Linked DNA regions of Homo sapiens: region 1 is linked to region 2. A link is a contact called in ENCODE Hi-C or POLR2A ChIA-PET data. All regions are on one chromosome and are shown on one strand. Each heading gives the region's core, a stretch centred on a gene start or an enhancer-like site at or near the end of the contact. The rest is flanking DNA. Distances are from core to core; before and after follow the strand shown. Region 1 overlaps SLC38A1 (solute carrier family 38 member 1). Region 2 has its middle 120 kb from the start of SCAF11.

What was found. A loop is a pair of places that touch in the nucleus more often than their neighbours do. ChIA-PET counts read pairs that join two places held with the same protein, here RNA polymerase II (POLR2A). Pooled maps may share reads with other maps.
Region 1: a map of OCI-LY7 shows a loop between it and region 2 (6-fold over the local background). The contact joins two enhancer-like sites. A Hi-C loop is called at or near these places in 1 of 168 maps with a recorded cell type or tissue (OCI-LY7), 10 of 37 single-sample maps with no recorded cell type and 6 of 50 pooled maps. POLR2A ChIA-PET finds 5 or more read pairs at or near these places in 1 of 52 experiments (BJ).

Annotation. Positions count from the first base shown.
Region 1 is chr12:46,214,920-46,220,740 of GRCh38, forward strand. All of the region lies in intron 5 of SLC38A1 (solute carrier family 38 member 1), which reads right to left. Among named protein-coding and RNA genes, the nearest start is that of SLC38A1, 51 kb to the right of the region's middle. RefSeq lists enhancers at 471-530, 1,092-1,421, 1,592-1,651 and a silencer at 5,006-5,065. Within about 2 kb of position 3,637, at least 15 of the 41 ENCODE cell types and tissues checked have a DNase peak (open chromatin) inside an H3K27ac peak, as active enhancers do; they include OCI-LY7, where a contact is called at or near this core.
Region 2 is chr12:46,105,837-46,111,665 of GRCh38, forward strand. No RefSeq gene overlaps it. Among named protein-coding and RNA genes, the nearest start is that of SCAF11, 120 kb to the left of the region's middle. RefSeq lists an enhancer at 5,405-5,544. Within about 2 kb of position 3,020, at least 2 of the 41 ENCODE cell types and tissues checked have a DNase peak (open chromatin) inside an H3K27ac peak, as active enhancers do; they include OCI-LY7, where a contact is called at or near this core.

The sequences.
Region 1 (5,821 bases), core at 2,387-4,886, 110 kb after region 2:
ATTCCTCCCAAAAAAAGAGAGAACCGTTGCCAGCCCTCCCTAGCATGACTCTCCCTTGCAAAGTTGAAAGCAGCTATTCTCAAACTTTAACGTGTGTGCAAATTAGGATCTTGTTAAAATGGATGGGTCGGGACCTGAGATTCAGCATTTCTAACAAGTTGCCAGATGCTGCTGCTGCTACTGGTCCACTGACCTCCCTGGAAGCAGCAAAACTGAAAGCCCTAAGCTCTGGCCTTGTGGTGTATACATTCCAGTTCTTTCTGTTTCTCACCACACTGTGCTGTGCATCACCCGCCACACTGTCTGTGGTGAGGTGCTGTGCCAACACTGCAGCTCAGTTACCTGTAAACACAGACCCCACGGCTACCCAAGTAAGGTGACAGTGACGAAAAGCACTTACAACTGAATCATTCTCATTGCTGTGGGATGCTGACTAGCTTCCAGTGTGAAAAGTAAGATCTCATCTGCTTCCTTTGGTTGACTTCCTCAAGCATTACTTTTTTTTTTCTTGAGACAGAGTCTTGCTCTGTCACCCAGGCTGGAGTGCAGTGGCACAATCTTGGCTCACTGCAACCTCTGCCTCCCAGGTTCAAGTGATTCTCCTGCCTCTCCTGAGTAGCTGGGATTACAGGTGCATGCCACCACACCCAGCTAATTTTTGTATTTTTTAGTAGAGACGGGTTTCACCATATTGGCCAGGCTGATCTCAAACTCCTGACCTCAGGTGATCTGCCCACCTCAAGCATTATTTACTTCAGCAGGACATATATTTAAATTCTATTTTCAACCTCCCCTCCCCCATGTTTCACTCCTTCCAAAAGGGATCTGAGGCTTACTAAACTATGTAATTCTTCCTCTTCTAGATCCAGTTAGAAGTATAAAACTTTTACTATCCTCAATTAAACAAGCAGGCTAGTACATATAAAAACTCCTTGAGCTGGGGTAAAAGTGGTCTTTATTACTAGTCCTCCTTTGATCTATCACTGTCTCCTAATAACCCACAGCCCTCACTCCAAAACTTACAGACATACTGCTTGTTGAGGCAGAGTATTTACAAGAAAAATTTAAAATCCAGGACAAGGAACTTAGACAAACCATAGGAAATGCATCGGTTCTGGGCTAGCCTATCTTTCTCCACTCCTTTCTGCTATTGCTGGCCTCTCCCTCACCCTCTTCTACCTCTTACTTCTAGTCTACCTTTCTCAAGGGTCTCAACCCTCCTGCATCTTCACCTTGCACTTTCCCATTCATCTTTCATCTCCACCAACTCTCCCTGCTTCTCCATCCCCACCCCCAATTATTCTAGGGGAAATACCTGTATAAAGATTTGAAAACATTGTTGAAGAGACTAGAACACTAGCTGAAAATGATGGAGGGGCTGGACTGTGGGGAGGACCCAACTGAGAATGCAGACCAAGAACTTAGTGTCGCCGTGTCTGTGTGGTTGGAAAGCACAGCTTCAGGGGTTTTCCAGGCAAGTGTGACAGCCAGCCAGTGGAAACAGGAAGTAGGGCATGAGTAGAAGGTTTAAGTGAGGGACCAGAGGCTCTCAGTGAGGCTCGAGGACAGGAATAGTGGTTTCTGGCCTAGGGAAGCAATGCCAATGGAAGACTTAAGTGGTGAGGAAAGAGACACAGAAGAAGAATCCTGGCCAGGCGCGGTGGCTCACACCTGTAATCCCAGCACTTTGGGAGGCAGAGGTGGGCAGATTGCCTGAGCTCAGGAGTTCGCGACCAGCCTGGATAACATGGTGAAACCCCGTATCTACGTTATCTACTAAAATACAAAAAATGACCTGGGCATAGCGGCGTATGCCTGTGGTCCCAGCTACTCGGGAGGCTGAGGCAGGAGAATTGCTTGAACCCGGGAGGCGGAGGTTGCAGTGAGCTGAGATCATGTCACTGCACTGCAGCCTGGGTGACAGAGTGAGATGCCGTTTCAAAAAAAAAAAATCCTTTGTTTAATGAGAGCTCAGATGGAAAGAGGCAGGCCCAAAAGCAAAGAGACAGGGACAAGGTGTTCTGAGTCCCTAAATTCATATGAAAATGTTAAATATTTTGAAAAATTCAAAATGATCTTTTATATGAAAATGGGTTTTGTCAAGCTCTTTAATTTACCTTAAGGGATTCAATATAATTAATAAAACACTTTACTGATCATTAATAGTACCAAATGTTGGGGTATTCATTATATATCAGGCCCTTTCTAAGCACTTTTTAAAATACTTCACTTATGAGTAGTACTATTACTATCCTTATTTTACAGATAAGGTAAATAAGGTAACAAGGAGGTTAAGTATTTTGTCTAAGGTCACACAGCTAGTGTCAGAGCACTCAAACCCTGGTAGTATGACTCCAAAGTCCCTACCCATCACGTTGCATTGTCTATCAAAGTCAAACATCCAGAGTGGAATAACACTGTAAAAAATAAGACCAAACAAAAATCTTAGAATGAAATACATTGAAATGTTAATGGAGCTTGTCTAAGGTGAGCCTGAACACTCCGAACAGAGAGACTTTGCGTGTTTTCTTTATACTTTATTTCATTTATTTTATGCATTTTCAAAATGGTTTAATGGTTATCTTAGTTTTACAATAAAAATATAAAGAACTTTTCAAGTGACAGTATTATTATTTTAACCCCTTTTTAGGGGAGAGTTGCATTTGTTTAAGTCTTAAGCTCATTAATAGAATCCCTGTTTGATTAAGGAGCTCACAAAATACTTACAGAAAGGAGTAGAAACATAATTATTCAGTCCTAAAGTGGACTTCTTAGTCACTAAATTCTGATCAAATTTCAAAATTCTGAGGGTCAGAAGACCAGCACACGGTGACCTTGTAGCATGTGATCATGTATAATGCTTACAAATTAGATTAGGGAATTAAACGGGTGGTTTTAAAAGGCCAGGCAGGAAACAGGTGGAGAGCAATTATTTGTACCGTTCTTTCCATTTCTTTCCTTGTAGGTAAATCTAAGCTCTGTGGTGCAAAGCTTTTCTTAAACTAGCCTCACTGTCAGTTAGGTATTTTGTTTTGTCTAGAAAAATAAATATGCATTGCTGATGGCCAATTCAAATAGTATCTAATATAATCCTCAAAAGAAAGAGGAATCTAAAAGAAGTATCCCAGTAAAAATAGAATTTTAGTTTAGTTGGTTCTTTGTAAAAAAGTTAAAGGGAGGTCTGAGCTTAAATGAGGATGTTGTACCAGTGAGAAAGAGCGCCATGTACCACTACCACTTCCTGTTTTTAACCTATAGTGGGTAGAGGGCTGTGGGTTTTGTGGGCACTCCATTTATAACTCTTGACACTCTTGATGTGTCCTCGTTCCTCTTTTCCCACTCCACAAGGACAAGTCGTTTCCCTTCTCCTCAAACCTAGATCCCTACTCTTTATCATATTCTAAAGATGTTAACTCTTGAGTGACAGAAAAATCCCATGTGACTGTTGAAGTAAAGGAATATGCTGTTCTCGGTGGGTATTTGGGACTTTTGTTCCGGTAGAAAGGTGGATTGGGGGCTTCATTCATATTTTCCCATTCTGTTTTTGTGGTAACAAGACACATTTAAGGAGAAATAGGCGGTTTAAGAGGAGCACCCAATGGACTTGTTGCTCTCCTCCCCACAGATGTCAGTCATCTTGGGCAAGTTGCTTAGCCTCCGTTAATTTTAGTTTTGTAGTCGCCCAATGGGTTCACCTTGCCTGCTGCCTAGACAGAACCACTTTATTGAGACAGGGGAATTGCAATGGAGAAAGAGTAAGTCATGCAGAGTCAGCTGTGTGGGAGACCGGAGTTTTATTATTACTCAAATCAGTCTCCCAGAGCATTCGGGGATCAGAGTTCTTAAAGATAATTTGGCAGCTAGGGGCTTGGGAAGTGGGGAGTGATGATTGGTTAAGTTGGATATGAAATCATAGGGGGGTGAAGTAAGATTTTCTTGCTGTCTTCTGTTCCTGGGTGCAATGGCAGAACTGGTTGGGCGAGATTACCAGTCTGGGTGGTGTCAGCTGATACATGGAGTACAGCTCTGCAAAATATCTCAAGCACTGATCTTAGGTTTTACAATAATGATGTTACCCCGAGGAGCAATTTGGGGAGGTTCAGACTCTTGGAGCCAGAGGCTGCATGACCCCTAAACTGTAATTTCTAATCGTGTAGTTAATTTGTTAGTCCTGCAAAGGCAGACTGGACCCCAGGCAAGAAGGGGGTCTTTTTGGAAAAGGGCTGTTACCAATTTTGTTTCAGTCAAACCATGAACTGAATTCCTTCCCAAAGTTAGTTCGGCCTATGCCCAGGAATGAACAAGGACAGCTTAAGGGTTAGAAGCAAGATAGAGTTGGTTAGGTCTGATTTCTTTCACTGTCATAATTTCCTTGGTTATAATTTTGCAAAGGCAGTTTCAGTTTCTTTATCTATAAAATGGGGGTAATTAACAGGGTTGTTATAAAGATCTCATGGAACAATGTACACTTTACAACTATCTTTTCTTTTTTAAAGTCCTTTATAAAATTAAAAGTCAATCTTACCTAGCCAGCCACACAAAAGGAGGCTGCGGGTGGCTTTGGTCTGCAGGCTGTCCCTTGCTGACCCCTGATATAGATGCAGATCTTTGAAATCATGTGCCTGACATAAGGTAAAGTCTGTGGCCAGAGAACAAAGCAAAACTAACTGGCCCACAAAGGAGTAGTTTTCTAATTAAACCAACTACCACTCTGTGAGTAATAAAAGTTCAAGCTAACCTTGAAAATCCAACTCTCTGCACCACACTTAACCTGCTCTACTGTGATAACTCCAACCTGGCCTACTGTAAACCAGATGAGTGAGCAGAGAAGGCATTCTACCAATCATGGAGGTAAATAATGCTGTAAAACCATAGCCAGTATAGTTAAGTTGTCTGTTGCAGGCTAAGAAAAATACACTGTACCAAAACAGAGATCACACTGCTGTCCTTGGATAGGACCAAGGCACCTGAGGCAACTCAGCATAAATAGGACTGAGTGAACTCAGGGTATACACTCTAGCGCATGTGCGCGCACACACACACGCACACACACCCCTACCTTTCTGGGGCTAAGAGAATTGAATTCTTAGAACCCCCTTATCAGATGCATCACAGACGACTCATAAACTAGCAATAGCTGCTCAACTTCTAAAAACAATGAGTGGGACTCATCTCCTACACATGCCAACTATTTCTGTTTACAAAATAGGCACTCATTGTTAACGCAATGCTAACCACTTTCCCATTTCCCTATTTCTGAAAAGCTTCTTAATCCAGTGGATTTCAATAGAGTTCAATGGCACTGCCACTGTCCCTTTTCCATGTATTTCAAATGTTGGCAAGCCTGAATGTGCCATTTCTCCCTCTCCCGGGTTATTACTCCCAAACAACAGACTCTGATGTCAATGATTTTTGCTGCCAGCCAAAGGACAATTTTCTCTTCAAATCATTTCTAAGGAACTGTGACTATAACTCAAAGAATTCTAAAAACAAGAAACTGATTGGCAAGAGGAAAGATGAATGTGACTAGTCCGATGGACCTCCTAGGATCATCCGGAAGAGTAGGGTTTCCTTATTGACTTCCTCTTAACTGCTCTGTCTTTAGATCACAAGATCCAGTTTGGTATTTCCTAAGGAGGCAAAGAACTGCTCACTTAGGAATGCACAGAGGAGATGACTTACCATTTATAAGGAATAACTTGATAAATAGCACACAGACCATCTTCGTTGCCACTGAGAGCAAAATTATTATCTTGGTAGGTGTCATTCAACCTTTTTGGCATATATGTAAAGTAATAAAGCAACGATAGCTTAAGAGCAG
Region 2 (5,829 bases), core at 1,770-4,269:
TAGTGCTGTATCTATCCATCATCTAACATAAAGTCTGGCACACAGCTGAAGCTCAGTATTTGTTAAACGAATAAGTGAATTAATGAATCAATGATTGCATCATATATCTGTTGAACATTTGATATGTGTCAGAGACTAAAGTGGATTCTGAGGACATGACTATAATACAAGAAACTTGTGCTCTGCCTTCAAGATGTTTATGGTCTGGTAGGCAAGAACGATGATGCCAGCTGCACCTCTTGTGAGTGCAGGGTAGGTTTATTCTCATTAACTTTATTCATTTATTTATTATTTTATGAGACAAGGTATTCCTCTGTCTCCCAGGCTGGAGTACAGTAGTACAATCATAGCTCACTGCAGCCTCCAACTCCTGGGTTGAAGAGATTCTCCCACCTCAGCCACCCAAGTAGCTAGGACTAAAGCCACACACTGCCACACCCAGCTAATATTTTAATTGTTTTGTAAAGATGGGTCTGACTATGTTGTCCAGGCTGGTCTGAAACTCCTGGCCTCAAGTGATCCTTCCACCAGGGTCTCCCAAAGTGTTGGGATTACAGATGTGAGCCACCACACCTGACCCCTACTAACTTTAACTTTAAATTATTTATTTAAGAATGTTGAATATTGGCCCCCAATATCCTCTGGCTTGTAGAGTTTCTGCTGAGAGTTCTGCTGTTAGTCTCACGGGCTTCCCTTGAGATAAAAGCTGGAGAAAGAGAGAAGCCAGTAGTGTGGCTCAGTCCAAGTCTGAAAGCCTCAAAACCAGGGGAGCCAACAGTGTAGCCTTCTCTCTGAGGCTAAAGGCCCGAGAACCAGGGGGAGGGGCTTCTGATGGGTGTCTCAGAGTCCAAAGGCCAAACAACTTGGAGGCTGATGTCCAAGGGCAGGAGAGGAAGCCAAGTGTCCAGCATGGCATGGGAAGAGAGAGAGTGGGAAGGTTCTCTCTCTTTCTTCCAGCTGAGCTGGCAGCCAATTGGATGGTGCCCACCCACGTTGAGGGTGGGTTTTCCTCTCCCAGTCCACTGACTCAAATGTCATTCTCCATTGGTAACACCCTCTCAGACACACCAGGAACAATGCTTCTTCAGCCATCTAGGCATCTCTCAATCCAGTAGAGTAGACACCTAATATTAACCATCACAGTTGACTTAATTTCTAATGTTATCATAATCACTACTCAACCCCTAGAAAAATATAAGAACTCCCTTTAGTCCACTGTGATTTTTATTTATTTTCATTCTATTTCCATATGCCCTAAGTTAGTCATCATTATTAATACTATTTTATATAGTCTATCATTATTTTGATTTGTTAGATGTTTAACAATTTATTTGTTCATAATTGCTTCTTGCCTTCCACTCCATCCTTTTGGATTCAACTTTCCACTTTCTAAAATATATCATTTAGTAATTGTTTTGCAAGGGTCTACAAACAGTAAACTCTTTAGTCATAGTTGTCTGAAAATTTCTTAATTTCTCAGTCAATTGTGGGTACTTTAGATATATAGAGAATTCAAGGTATACAGATTTTTTTTTCCTTTTTTCCTTTGGCACTTTTAAGATACTTTTTTGTTGTCTTCTTGCATTGCATTAGGGTGACCAACTTGTCTCAGTTTATGAAGACTTTCCTGATTTCAGCACTAAAAAGTCCGGAGACCTTGAAATCTTCTCAGTCTCAGGAAAACTAGAATTGTTGACCATCCCACCTTAAATGTTGCTGTTGATAAATCTGATAATTGTCTAATTTTTGTTTCTTGTAAATAATATGTATTTCTTTGTTGTTTTTACTTTTAATATTTTCTCTTTCATTTTAGCATTGCATTAAGTTGGTTGCCAGCATGCCGGGAACTGGGCAGAGGGAGGGGGCTAAAAGTGAGGGCATCTCCCTTTGCAGTATGTAAACTTTCTTTTAATTCTTCTGTTTTCAGCATGTGTCCTCAGTAGCGCCTGGCATCCACAAGTCCAGACTTGTCTGGTTTAACTTGCACTCTTCTGCCTGGTGAATTAGAAGTAGCCACTTGGCTACTTGGGTGTTAGAAGAGTATTTGGGGGATTTAATCTTACTTTTTAAAGATTTCCAACCAATTCTTCTTTGGTCTGCTGCTCTCCCTGTCTTTAGAGGTCCTGGTGCTCTTAATTACTTGACTTCCTGGGGTTCAGTAACTTGAATTACCTTGATTATTTTTCATTTCCTTTATTTTCCACCACTCTCTCTCTCACATCAACACCATAGGTTTGGATTTCTACTTTCTCCAGCTCAATAAATCAACTATCATTTATTGATCCTAGTTCTAGCTTCCAAAATTTTGTTGGCATTTATTGTCTTCTCTTCCATTGTCATGACCTTACATATTTAAGCCTTTAAAAAATTTTTCTTTACTTTCATTTTGGTCGGGTTTCAGAAGTAGAATAAGCGCTTGTGTTAAATCTGTCATGTTTTACCAAAATCTCAAGGACTATATATTTTTTTCTTTCTATAAGTTCCATTTAGATTTTGTAAAATCTCCACTTTTTTCTCTTAGGGTCTTATTTTCTTGGTATTTTCATAGGATATGTTTTGAATACTTTTAAATGTACTGATTTTATCATCTTTTTCTGGTTGCTCTTTCATCTCAAGTCATTGGGGGTGTAGCTGACCTTCTTTTTGTCTGTCTTTTGACATTCACTAATGATGGGTTGTGTGGGGCTTGGCTGCTTTTTGGTAATCCCATGTTATATATGTTATAGGAGTGTCCTTCGATAGTAGCTTTGTGTCCTGCACACATGGGAAGGACCTGCATGGACTAATTTCTAATGTTAATTTTTTGGCATGGGAATTCCTAGACTACGAGGGTTATATGATTCCAGTCCTTAGCTTGTGCGAGGTATAGAACCAGGGTTTTGATTTCTTAGTGACATATATGTTTTTTCACTGAGCGAAAGTCTTTCTGGCCTTCTCCCTGCTTCACTGAGGGGTGTCCCTTTGAGATTCTTGGTTTTACAGAGAGATTTTCAGTTTCAACTTTACCTCACATAGGCCTGAAGGAATTACCATCTACCTCTCCTTAGGAAGTGAAACTCAAGAGGATTATGGAGACTAATAAACATGCCTTGGACTATCACAGCATCTGCTCACATAATTACCACCCTAGTTTTCAGTTCCTGCTTTATTTCTGCACCTGGAGTTTACCCCCTTACTCCCACCAAGCTCAGACACACACTTTCATGGTTTTGCATTTTAAATGTCTGTGGAAGGAGGTCTCTATGTTTTCATGGCCTACTATCTTTCCACAATCCTGTTTCTTTGTTTTCTTCCAAAATACTGGTAGGTGGATGTAAAAAAATGCAAAGGCAGACAAAGAGCATGAGCAGCCACTCTAAATTGTCATAACTGAAACAAAAGAAGATGCCAGTTAGGTCCAAGATGGCAGCTTGGAAACATTGTTAGCATGCCTCTCTCACTTGGAAAGACAAAATAGTATGTAGACATTCATGCTGTGAACTTTTTTCCAGGAAGCAACACAGAAACTTAACAGGAAAACTGAAAGAAACCCCAGAACCTTTGAAAGAAGTGATGGGCTGCAACCTGCACTGTGAACCAGGCAGAAAATTGTTTAAGTCCCTAGAGTGGGAGAAGGGGATAAACTGCCTCTGGGATATATACTCCCACAGGGGAGCCAGGCAATCCAGGCCATGGGGGAAAGGCCTTAACCCTACTCAATGCTGCAGCTGACTTAGTGAGTGGTAGGGAGAAGATGAGGAGCGGCATCAGGACATGCTTTGCGTGCACTCTTAGACTCCAGTAGGGATGGAGGGAAGCCATTCCTGATCCTACTTCTCAGGGGACCTTGTGGAAGTCCGCCAGCTAACTCAGGCAGTGGTTATAGGTTGAGAGAAGCTCCCAACTGAGATTTGTAATATAATCTCAAGCAGGGATAAACTACCGTGGCCAGAACTGAGGGGTGAATGGGAAGTGGGCTGTAGCCAGGGGCACAGGAGGTGGGTGCTCCTGTTTCACGAGCAGACTGGGAACTGCATGGCTTGAAAGCCACGGTTTCTGTCTCCATGGGGAAGGCTTATGGCCTGGGGCAGATTTGAGTTCTGAGCACAGACTGCCCGGAACCTAGCTAGCTGCTGCTAGTGGAACACTGTGGTGTGAGACTTGCCTTGCCAAGTGCATGCCTGTTACTCCCCACTCCCTGGGTGGACATTTCTGTGCAGCAGAGGCAGCTGTGCTCCTCCCTGGAACATTACTCCAGTGGCTAGGGAACTGCCCTCCTATCCCCACTGGGACTGCTGCTTGCCCCACATGACTGGAGCCAGTGTGGACTTGCCTGACCTAGCTCCTATCTGACTTTGCCCCTCCACCGCTCCTGGTAGCATAACACAAGCGACAGAAGTTTTGGGAGCTTTATGCCCTGCCCATTGCCTGAGACACCAGAATGCTTCCCCTGGGTGATATAAGGCAAGCACATATTCCACTCCTGCCACCAGAGCTGGTGCTCTTTGGCAAGTGCCACCTCTTGGCTGGAGGCCAACTGACACAGTCCATTACAGCATCTGCAGGCACAACAACATTGCACCTAAGAAGGAGGAAACTTGTGTACGATCATAGCTTATCACTATTGCCTGCATGAACCTTGCTAGCCAGGAGGTCCTGAGTCTGTCCATGTGACCAATTCATTACTACTACAACCATTATTTGAGGAAGCCAATGAACTAAGGCTATTTATAACCAAAGAATTTCAGAGTCTGCATCACTCCCCTGCCACCCCCATCAGAGCTGGTGCTAGTACCTGCTTCTGGGAGACTAGAGGACAGGTCACATCTCTGGATCCCTTGCAGAAATTCCCCAGTACCAGCCTGGAGTGTGGCAGTACCATTGGGTGGCTAGACCCAGAGGAACAGCAGGATTCACAGTAGTCTGGTCCTCAAGGACTCCTACTTCTAGGGGAAGGGGGAATGTAGTACATCAAGGGAGCACCCTGTGGGACATTATAATCCAGAGGGCAGGACTTGCTTTTCTGAACTTTCTGCTTGTGGGAAGATTTTTTCAACAGAGGCAAAGGTGCAGTGCTGGGCTCAGTGGGGAAAGTCTGTGGCTCTTCCCCAACAGTCAGGCAGCCTGGTGTTCATGAAAGGTCTTGGAAAAGGGTCTTCTTATTTCCCTCACCCACCACTGCAGAAACAGCTCACTGGGGCTTCTCCCATGGGATCTCAGCATGGGTGCACCTGTAGACAGCCTCTTTGAAACACTGCAGAGTGATTGCATCCCCATAGGAGGAGTGTCCTCCAAGTTCAGGCTTGTATAAAGGTTAGAGTCATAATCCTTCTCTACAAAGAACATCAGCATTCCTACAGATAAAAAGAGGCACTTGTCTGATCTGAATAGCCAAACATTGGGTCAAGGGTGTGACTGGGAGGCAGATTACTGGCTTGGTAGGGGAGCTGAGGTGGTTCTCTCCTTTCTGCCTGAAAATACCTCAGTCTGTTTCACTAAGAGCTCCCTGAGCTGCCTCTGTCAAGTCTGGAACCTCTGTCCACCACTGAATATGGCATTTACCCATCTGCTTTAACCACAGCTGATTTTTACCCATAAACACCTCCCCTAGTGGGCTGAAGCCTGAACTGTTCAACTCAGTAAATAAAATCCTGGCGGGTAGAGGGGGAGAATAAATAAATAAATGCACACCACTGGGGAATAAGATAAACTTCAAGAGAACTCTGCCCTTTCAACCACACAGGAAACAATGAACCTGCTCATACACTGAGCACATTGTCACTACAACCAGCAGCTGAAAAGGCCATAATATAAAGACTCTCTATAAACAAGGAACTCATACAGAGTCTT